2 separate regions of the Homo sapiens genome follow, and region 1 is linked to region 2. A link is an interaction called in ENCODE POLR2A ChIA-PET data of the cell type or tissue named here. Cell type or tissue: PC-9. All regions are shown on one strand. Links, peaks and the distances in the headings refer to the core of each region. The heading gives the core; the rest is flanking DNA.

Region 1 (5,376 bases), core at 267-5,266, 320 kb before region 2:
GACATTCAGGAAACTCCCTTTTCCATGAATCACTGAGCCCCTCTGAGACTAGAGCTTCCAGTTGCTCCTCTTGAGATCAGCAATCAGGGCAAACAATCAGCCAAAGCGCCCGCCTCTGCCTGCCACTTTCAAGGGCCCTGCTAGCATGTAAGCTCCATGGAGACAGGGACCTTTGTCTCATTGCTGATGGATTCTAGGACAGTCCCTGGTACTTATCAGGTGCTCAATAAATATTTGTTGAACAAATGGCTCTTAGATGATGTACTTGGAAACGGCTCTCTGCTTACTAGTGTCCTTTTAGCACTATGGCATTTTTATTTCTTAGGAAAAAAAAGCTTTTATTTAGGTAAAATTTATACACAGACAAATGCAAAGGTATTCCTTAGCACAATTTGATGAGCTTTGACAAATGTATTACCTCTGCAACCAATCAATATTTGTAATATTTCCGTCATCATTTTCAAGAAAACAACACCTTTTGTTGCTTAGTTTGGGGCCTTTCCTCACTTTAGAGTTCTTGTCTTATTTTACTCTACGATAAGGACTCGGCTGCCTTCACCTTCCAAGGTGTCCCAAGGTATAAGCTCAGTGAGGCTGGGATGCTCCCCAGAGGCAGGCAACTAAATAAACATTGAAGTATGCACACCTGGACGGTCTGAAGGTAAAGCCTTCAGATGCACGGAGAGGCACCTGCCCTGTTTCTGAGTGCAGCGCTGGGTTCAGAAACATGGAGAGAAGATCCTGGGTGGAAAAGCAGAAGAGGCTTCCTAAGTTGAAGAAAGGACAGGGTCAGGGTTTGAGAAAGGCCAGACAATGAGACACAGAAAGATCACAATTTTGTCTCAGGTCAGATCTACTATTCTTACAAACAAAAGGATTTCCTTCTTGATCATTTCAGTGACTAAATAGCATGTTTCATCTCCACACCAAAACCCACACCCCAGGTTTACAAGTGAGCACAGTGTCTTGTACCCAGTAAATGTTCAACAAATGATTCTAGGGTGGAATTTATTGAACACCTATCTTATCTCATGGTACAGCTGCACCTGACCCAATTAACTGCAACTCAAAGGACCCTGCAGGAAATGGGCTAAAAGCTGGAACCCATCAATAGCATCATGATCAAGAACACAGATTCTGGAGTCAGGTTGACTGGGTTCAAATTCCAGCACTACCACTAGATTTGTAACTGTGTGCATGTCATTTAACCTCTCTGTTCCTTAGTGTCCCATCTGTAAAGCAGAGCTGATGAGAAGGATGAGCTTCTTATTAGGATTAACCAAGATGATGCACATAAAAAGCATAGCACGTGCCTAGCATATATGCGTGCTCAGTAAGGGTCAGCTGTCATGATTCACAACTCTGAGAATAGGGTGAGCCTCACAAAAACACACCTAGCTGCAGGAGCTTAGCAAAAATTATCTAATCCATTCTGGAGCCAAGCTGCAATATTGGTAGGATGTGGCCTCGGTGGGGCATGCACAGTCCCAGCAGACAAGGAGCCTTGGAGAGTCTGACAGGAGGCTGCGGAACACCCCAAGGAGCAAGGACAGAAAACTTTGGAATTCAGAGATGGTAGAGATTGAAGGATAGCCTGGGAGAAATCCTTAACGTGAAAATGGAAGTTAAAAATAGATGACTTGTCTCAGCAATGAGAAGGCAGATGTTATGCCTTCAAAACTCATATGTCCAATTTCTTCCCCCAATTTTTTGTTCTTACCCCAATTTTGTGTGTGTGTGTGTGTGTGTGTGGTTGTGTTGTTTTGAGACAGGGTTTCATTCTGTTGCCAGGCTGGAATGCAGTGGCACAATCACAGCTCACTGCAAACTTGACCTCCTGGGCTCAAATGATCCTCCCACCTCAGCCTCCTGAGTATCTGGGATCACAGGTGTGCCTAACCATGCCCAGCTAAGTATTGCATTTTTTTGTAGAGATGGGGTCTTGCCACGTTGCCCAGGCTGGTCTCCCGGACTCAGTGATCCACCTGCCTCAGCCTCCCAAAGTGCTGGGATTACAAGCATGAGCCACCATGCCCGGCCTCTCCCCAATTTTTTGTGGGGCAACTTGTTTCATACCAGACATATGCTCAATCTGAGGTACGCAAATACATCACACATTTGTCATAAGGGATTATCACAATTAACAAAGAATATTGAAAATACAAATAGGAGGAAAAAGAATTTACAATGTATGTTCATGTTAGTGGGCCCCGCTACAACGTAATTCCAGCTCTGTAAATTGGATTGATACTGAAATGCAGCTGCAAGTTGGTCCGGACTGTGAGAGCTAGGGTCTGGAAAACTGGGCATCACTGCAACCCTAGATCACAGCAATGCAGGGAGGGAGAGAGGCACATCTTCGATGAGAAGCTGGTTCCAAGTTTTTTTTTTTTCTTTTTCAGGCCACTTTCTCAACATCATGATTATTAATTATCCTTCTCTATAGTACCTATTACAAGGATCCCCTCCAGGGAAAAAGCAGTTGACCTTTAAAAAATGTAGTCTTTAAAAGGTTTAGACCCATGACTCTTCCCTCTGTGATGTTCTGAAAATGCTTCCCTCAGCAGTTCAGCTGTGACCCACATGGCACAAATAACATTTCAGGGAAATTACTTGTCTCTGTCTCCGAAACTAGGCCTTTACATCTTCTAGTCTCTGTCATGATTTCTTTTGTTCAGCTGATGAGAACTCTATCTTGTTCTCTTGTTCAACCATCTTGGTGAAGGCATCAGAGTTCCACCTGTCCATTTGCTGATACAGCTCCCTGGGATATAGCTCAAGAAGCCAAGGCTGAGCTTTCCTGCTCCTTGATGTGGAGGCCCAGGATACTCTCTCTCAGAAATAAAATTCCTGGTTATCTTACTTCACTGGGATGGGCAGCCCTCTTCAATAAACAAGAGCTGTCACAGCGCCTTTGGAAGCAGGTGGCACTGCCCCCTCCCTGGCAGGCTTAGCCTTTGGTTAGCACAGAAGCAGTTTGACTTGAAGACTGAAGAAGGGATTCCTTCCCAGGGGACTTGTTCATCTGGCAGCAGGTCTGGTTAGAAATTTACCTGTTGGCACAGAAATAAAAGAACAGAGTAATTCGGTGAAAGCATTACAATCAACAGGTCAGCCCTTTCTGAGTGAAGGCCTGATGTTGGAGTCATCACACCCCACCAGCAGGAACGAGCTGGCCTATTATCAGATAAAAACAATTAACTGCCTGCCAGGAGGCAGCACGCTGCTGTGGAATGAATGTCCTTCGCTTGTGTCCCAGCGCTGCCACTTCCTGGATGAGTAGTCCTGAGCAAGTGATGTCAACTTTCCAAGCTTCTATTTTCTTATTTGCAGAATAGAACTAACAAAACCAGCCTTGTAGGATTGGGAGGAATGATTGTGTGAGATCAGCAGTGGAAAATGGCCTGCAATGTGCTTGACACATAGTAGGCCCTCATTATTGCCAGTTTCTTCCCATGTTTCCCTTCCCTGCACTTTTCCCTCTCCTGTTGGCTCCTAGGAAAGCATGGTGAATGGGAAGAAATTAAAAGTGTGAAGAAAAAAAAGGATAATCCAGGCAGAGAGGAAAACAAACCTGGAAGGAAAAGTCTGAGGACATTCAGGCAGCCAAAACAATGATGGTATTTGTGTGTTCTAGTAAGTTCTGTGGTGGATGTCTGCTCACTTTTTCTGTCTGTCCAATGTCCTTTCTCCCTGTATTCGTTTTCTGCTACTGTATAGCAAATTACCCTAAAGTTTAGCAACTTAAAGCAACATAGATTTTTTTCCCCCCAGTTTCTATGGGTAAGGAGTCACCCAGCTCAGGGTCTCTCCCAAGACTGCAATCAGTGTTTGCCAGAGCTGTCTTCATCTCCATGTTCGGATAGGGAAGTATCCATTTCCAAGCTCGCTCAGTGGTTATTGGCAAGATTCAGTTCCTTGTGGACTATTGGATTGAGGGTCTCAGTTTCTTGCTGGCTTTGGCCAGAGGCAACCCTCAGTTCCTTGCCATATGGGCCTTTCCATAAGGCAGCTCACAATGTGGGAGGTGGCTTCCTCAGAGTGAGCAAAGGGGAGAGAGAGAGAGATCACAAACTTTTGTAAAATAATCTCAGAAGTGATATCCCACCACTTTCCTCATATTCTACTCATTAAAAGTGACTTACTAGGACCATCCCACACTCACAGGGAGATTACATGCAGGCTTGATAACAGAAGGTGGTGGTGATCACTGGAGACCACCTTAGAAGGCTATCTCATTGCCTTTCTGATAAGAGCAACCCTCCTTCTTCTGTAAAACCACATATGATTCTTGTGGGGCTGCTCTCTGTAACACCTGCCACTCCCACCCCATTCCCACACTGAAATGGCCTGAGATCCAGGTCTGGTGGATTATCATAGCACATCTTGTAGCCACAGTGATTGGTCCAAGATGGAGCCATGTGACCCAAGCTTGGCCAATCAGAGCCTTTCCCTGGGATATATAGCAACAGGGAGCGAGACGTTTTCTCTTTCATCTGAAATAACTAACATCAGATGTAAGCTTGGGGTTTCCCATGGCCCTATCTTTCAGGAACCATATAAAGAAATTGGGCCGGGCGAGGTGGCTCACACCTGTAATCCCAGCACTTTGGGAGGCTGGAGTAAGTGGATCACTTGAGATTAGGAATTCAAGACCAGGCTGGCCAACATGGTGAAACCTCATCTCTATTAAAAATACAAAAATTAGCCAGGCGTAGTGGCGCAGACCAGCAGTTCCAGCTACTCAGGAGGCTGAGGTGGGAGAATCACTGGAATCCGGGAGGCGGAGGTTGCAGTGAGCCAAGATCGCACCACTGCACTCCAGCCTGGGTGACAGCGAAAGACCCTGTGTCATAAAAAAAAAGAAAAAGAAAACAAAAGAAAGAAATTAATTTCAAGTACACCAGGAACAATTGAGGCCATCATATTCTGAAGCAGAGATAAAAGATTTGAGATTAAAGAGAAAGTGCAAATAAACTAGTGACATTTTCCTGAATCCTGGATGCTGCTTTCACCCCCCAAAGCTAATGTATCTCCCTTTTTCACTTGAGATAATTTAAATTGGGTTCTGTCACTTGCAAGAAAAAGCATCTTGATCAACTTAGCTACAGTTTTTGCATCTACAAAATCAAGGAGCTGAACTAAATGATTTCCATGTTTTTTTCATATTTCAAGTTCTAAGATTCTGACTTAAAATGTCTGATTTTTTACTAAGAAATAGATTTTTTTAAAAGCGAGGAAAGAGCAGGAGAAGCAGCCTGAAAGAAAAGGAATGCAGAAGAGGGAGACAGGGTCACTCCTGGGACCAGTGAGAGCCAAAGACCAACTCTGCCTGCTGCATGATTTAGACAAGACTCCCGATTTTAACTCAGGACT
Region 2 (5,376 bases), core at 91-5,090:
CAAGGAAACACAGCGGGTTGGTTACCAGGTGTTTGTTAACCACACAGGACTTCTCCAGAAAGTTAATGTGGAAAATCATATCTCAGAGCAATTCTTAGCAGGTAGAAAGGAAGGAATAATTTATCTGCCTGGTATTCTCCCATCTTGCATTGCCCATTGTTCATGTTTAATTCTACAGAAGCTAACTCCCATGTCCTTCCAGGGTGCATCACCCAGCCTCTCATTGGTTGTACCTGCGGTGTGGCATTTCATCCAAACCTGGAAGTGGAAGTGCAGGTGGAAGACCAGCCAATAGAGAAAAAAGGACACAGTCAAGGGAATCTGAGAAGGCACACAGGGTTTGTGTCCAACATACCATTAAAGAACTCCATGCAAGAGAGTGACATGGTCTGGCAACACTTGGGGGGACCGCTTAGAGAGGGTTGAGAATGGATGTAGGGAGATCAGTGGTGGAGTATTGCCATGATCCAGACGAGAGAAGACAGTGTCTGGGGCTGGCATTTGATGTAGAGATGGAGAAAGTGAATGGACATCAGAAATTTTAGGAGGTAAAATTGCCAGGGTTGAGGGATAGGTTGAATTTGAGAAATAGAGAAAGGCATCAAGGATGTCTGGGTTTCTGACCTGAGCAGCCCAGCCGATGGTGGTGTCATTGGCTGAGATAAGAATCTGAGGTAGTGAGGCAAGTCTGGGAGGAAAGATCCTTGGGATTTGAACTTGTGCCTATGAAAAGCCCAGTTGGAGACTTGGCATAGGCAACTGCAAGTAGGAGCCTGATTATCGGAGTAGTGGATGTGGGTAGCAGGGATTGCATATAGATGAGAAAAGGAAGCTTAAATAACCTAAACACTTAATGGCTCTGTAGAGAAGATTGGGTCTGCAAAGGAGAAAAAGAAACCACAGGCAAAGAGGTAGGAGGAAAATGAGAAGGGCTTTGGTCCTCAAAGCCCAGGGACTTGGGTTTTAGGAGGGAATGGTCCCAGAGAGACTAGGGGACATAAGGACTGAGTTCTTTCTGGCAATGTGGTGGTCATTAATTATTTTAGCTAAAGTGATGAGGCTGAGGAGTGAGGGGAGCGGATGAAATTGAAGTGGAGTATAGACGACTCATTTGAGAAGTTTCGCTGGGAAGGAGAGAAGAAAGAATAGTTGTAGGAAGGGGCTGTGGTTTCAGAGAGGTGTTTTTGTTTTGTGCTGAGAGAGACTCAAGCATGCTTAAGTGTAAATGGGAAGGATTCGGGTGTCAGAGAAGCGTTGGAAATAGAAGGGAGAGGAGACATTTTCTAGTGTGGGGCTCTGGGGGCTGGGATCCAGAACACAGGTGCAGGGCTTGACCTAAGGGCAGGACGCATCCGCCAAGGGATGGGAGGAAAGGAAGTGGGGATGGCGCCAGGGAAGGTGGGGCTGCAGCAGGAAGCTGGGGGCCTGGCTCTATGGCATCAATTTTTGAAAAGTAAAGGCAGGTCATATGCAGAAATGTGAGGTGATTCAATCGTAGGCTGTTATGACAGGGGAAAAAAAAGAAATGTGAAGTTGGGGTAGGGAGGTGTTTAAGGAGAATGGAAAGGATTTGAAAGAGAAGAAACTCTCAACCTCGTGATTTTTTTTTTTTTTTTTTTTTTTTTTGAGACAAGGTCTCGCTCTGTCGCCCAGGCTTGAGTACAGTGGTGCAAACACAGCTCACTGCAACCTCAACCTCTTGGGCTCAAGCAATCCTCCCACCTCAGCCTCCCTACTAGCTGGGACTACAGGTGTAGTCCCAGGTGGCCAATTTTTGTGTTTTTTGTAGAGATGGGCCAACCTAGTGATCTTGAGAGAACTTCAGTTCATGGGCAACTTGGAGGAGTGGTAACTGAGTGAATGGACAGGGGAAGTGCAGGGGGAAGATCGGATGGGGTCACCTGCCGACCCCACAAATCCTGCCTCCCCAGCTTACCCTTTAGCCAACCTTAGCTCTGGCCTTCCAGCTCAAAGACAAGGAAGCAAATGAGGTGGATCTGATACAACAGCCACAGCTTTTGGCCTTCAGATAACTAAGAAGGTGTCACTTTTATGACTCTCAAACATTCACTTAACACAAGAACCAATTCATTTTTGAAAAATCTTTTCTTGTGGCATACTGGTGATATTTTCAAATGTGGACGTTGGAAAATAAAACATTGTGAGCATCCACTAAAATTTTAGCACAGAAGTATGGTAAAAGTCTTTTGTTTCTTGGGCTTTTCTTTCAAGCGAGCACAGGACCTAACTGTTTAACTTGTGGTTAAGGATTATTTGTGCAGGGCACCTCAGTAGGTGAAATGTAGTGGATTTGGCATTTTGCCTGTGGAACACTGGGCAGGAGCTCCAGTTACAAATTGCAGTTGTATAAAATAACAGGAAATGTGGGGCTTTGAAAGATTCCACTGGAAAGATTAATTATTTGGAAAAGAGTTATGCATCAGCTTCGTGTGTTTTTAGAGAAAAGGTGGCCCACGCCATTTTTAATAGTGCAAAAGAAAATTCTGCTACCAGGCAAAAGAGGGGAAGAGAGAAACTCCTGTTCAGTCTTTTTCTGGAAGGGCTCACATTTAGTTTTAAAACCATCTTTATTCTCTTTGTTAGAAGACAAGGGGTTAGAAATGAAAGCCAGATGGAATCCTGGAAATATTTGAGGCTTATAAAAGAAAAGATCTGGATTTCCTAATTCTCTGAGATGACCTCCCTGGGTTTTTGGGTTTTTTCTAACTCTTCTACCATCCCCCATCCTGCCCCTCAACATTTAACAATTTCCTACACATCAGTTCACCATGGACACTCATTTTCCTGTAGGCATAAGAATGTTATTCAAATAAACTCAAAACTTCTGGGTGGACGCTGGCTCTGGATTTAGTGTCTCTGTAATGGCCAAAAGGATAAACCAACATTTATTGCACAGCTGCGACCCTAAATGATCAGACAGGCTGATACTCAGATAGACTTCAGCAGTTTTCTGAGAACAGTGTGCTTCTACACATTTGAAGTAAAATAATTCAATCTCTCCAGTGCACTCTAATTGTGAACTGCCAAGAAAATGTAGGGGAGTTGGTACTTTTTTTGGGGAAAAAAGGCATTTTCTTGAGTTCCTAAGACATCCATCCATAAATGTATACAGAGAAGGGACATATGTTTTCATGTAGGTTCATCACTTTCTTTCAGCTTGAACATCCTTCATCTGAAGTCGGCCCTGGAGAGATTTATTTGGCATGAACGTTTATTTGAGCAATGGAGGGAGGAAATTTTCTCTCATAGTTGAGCCTGACCACCAAATATGATCAATATTTATCCTCTGACATGACTGGGGAATGAGATCTTCAGGTTAGTCAATTATTTGGGCCAATAAAAAGCAACCATTTGAAGACTTTTATGTACAGAAACACACTTCAAGCCCAATTTTGGCTGCTGTGGAACTCAGACTTTCTGAGATGACCAGGTCTTCAGAATCTTTCAGTGCCTCAGGTCTCAGGCCATCACTAGAAACAAATCATCCTCATGTAAAGTAGATGTGTAGTAAACCAGATATTTCCAGTTACGAGAAGGCCAGAAAAACTTAGTTTTTACGGTAACTCTGTTAAGTTTCAGATTGATTTTTTTTTTTTTTTTAAGATAGGGTCTCGCTCTGTCACCCAGGCTGGAGGGCAGTGGCATGATCATAGCTCCCTGCAGCTTCCAACTCCTGGACACAAGCAGTCCTCCCACCAGGTAGCTGGGACCGCAGGTGTGCACCACCATGCCTGGCTCTTTAAAAATAAATATATTTTAGAGACAGGGTCTTGCTATGTTGCCCAAGGTGGTCTTGACCTCCTGGGCTCAAGCCATCCATCCTCCCACCTCAGCCTCCCAAGTAACTGGGATTACAGGCATGAGCCACCACATTCAACTCCTCAAATTGAATTTTTAAAGGTCAGAGAAGTGTGGCTTTGGAGAGATTATGATGGAAGTCCATGGTTTTCTTTATCCCCGAGACCTTATAGCCCAGAGATGGCTGTCTCAGATATGAAGGGAGAGAAGGAGCTGGCACCTTGCCTATTGGATGAGTCGCTTCCATTTTCCACACTCTCCCTCCTCCATCATCTTCTGTACACCTTGATGCTGATGCCCAGGGTCTTTCCTCCTTTTCAATAATAAACTTTTAATAGCCTTTGTGTTAGGGGCTAAGGATGAGAAGAAACACAGCCCCTGGCTTCAGGGGACCTTCATTTTAGCTGGAGAGATATGAAGCACATGCCAATCCAGGGAGGCAGCTGCTCAGAGCCATGGGCAGGTTTTCCTGGCCTGTGTCCAGAAGGAAAGAACCTAGAGAGGGAGAGGCCAAAGCTGCACTGTCAACTACCAGGGTCGTCACCCTGAGTCACTGGGCTGAGCTGTGGGCCTGAAATCTAGAGATGGCTTTGTTTTTCTCACACCTGCTATGTTGGGTGCCCATCTGGGAATGATATGAGAAGGTCAATCCCACCGCTTTTCCAGTCTCACTCAGAAATTCATCAACAGTCAGCTACTAGCCCAGCTGCAACCAAACCCATCCTGTATTTCTCATTTTTTTTCTACCCTACTCTTCTGTTCCTCCTTCAGCCTTTGACTCCTCCAGGATGTGGCATGGGGAGCAAAGACAGGTAAAGGACAGAAACTGCCTACCTGACTGGGGCCGTTGTAAAAAGTCATTATGAAGTGGTCCAGGTGACCCCTCATGCCTCATTAACTTTTTTGAAACCTGGGGAGGCAATGGCCATGCACTAACTGCTGCTTAGCCAGGGCTGCAACCCTGCAGCCCACCACTTTAACCTCATCGTGACTTTGGTTTTTGTTGATAGGTTGATATGCACAGTTCCCTACCCCTGTGGTCAGCCGCCCCAGCAAGCAGATCTCTTGCCCTTGAAAGAAATTTGAAAACAATTCAAGCCAACTCTCTTTCCAAGGTGTCCATTCTGCCCGAGAGATGCTCCCAGATGCTCTGTGGGGCATAGGCTCCTTCCTCTGCAGCATTCTCCTTGCCCAGCTGTCAGGAGCAGGGCAGCCAGTACCTCACCTTTCAACTTTCCCAGTCCTCCCAAGTGCAGGAACCCCATGTCAAGCACTCTGGGTCCATCTCTCGGGTCCTCTCACTAGGCTTCAGGGCAAGGGAAATGCCTATGAATCCAGGGTAACTCTGTCCCCAGTATTTTTGTCAGAGGCGTTTGAACCAGAGCAACTCCATCTTGAGTAGGGTCTGTGTAAAATAAGGCTGAGACCTACTGGGCCGCATTCCCAGATGGTTAAGGCATTCTAAGTCACAGGGTGAGATAGGAGGTCAGCACAAGATAAAGGTCATAAAGTCCTTGCTGATAACACAGGTTGCAATAAAGAAGCCAGCCAAAACCC

What was found. Peaks named below come from ENCODE experiments on the same cell type or tissue, not always from the same donor. Only the 100,000 strongest peaks of a DNase experiment are listed, where the experiment ranks them.
Region 1: POLR2A ChIA-PET joins it to region 2 with 8 read pairs; 2 of 35 experiments call an interaction of 5 or more read pairs at or near these places.

What each region holds. Positions count from the first base shown.
Region 1 is chr2:64,479,851-64,485,226 of GRCh38, forward strand. No RefSeq gene overlaps it. Among named protein-coding and RNA genes, the nearest start is that of LINC01805, 3.8 kb to the right of the region's middle. RefSeq lists an enhancer at 4,215-5,376. In PC-9, for the core only: no CTCF peak of the experiment used is centred there; a DNase peak (open chromatin) is centred at 3,231; H3K27ac peaks cover 1,242 bases.
Region 2 is chr2:64,795,743-64,801,118 of GRCh38, forward strand. No RefSeq gene overlaps it. Among named protein-coding and RNA genes, the nearest start is that of LINC01800, 65 kb to the right of the region's middle. In PC-9, for the core only: no CTCF peak of the experiment used is centred there; DNase peaks (open chromatin) are centred at 2,319, 4,059 and 4,319; H3K4me3 peaks cover 675 bases; H3K27ac peaks cover 2,179 bases.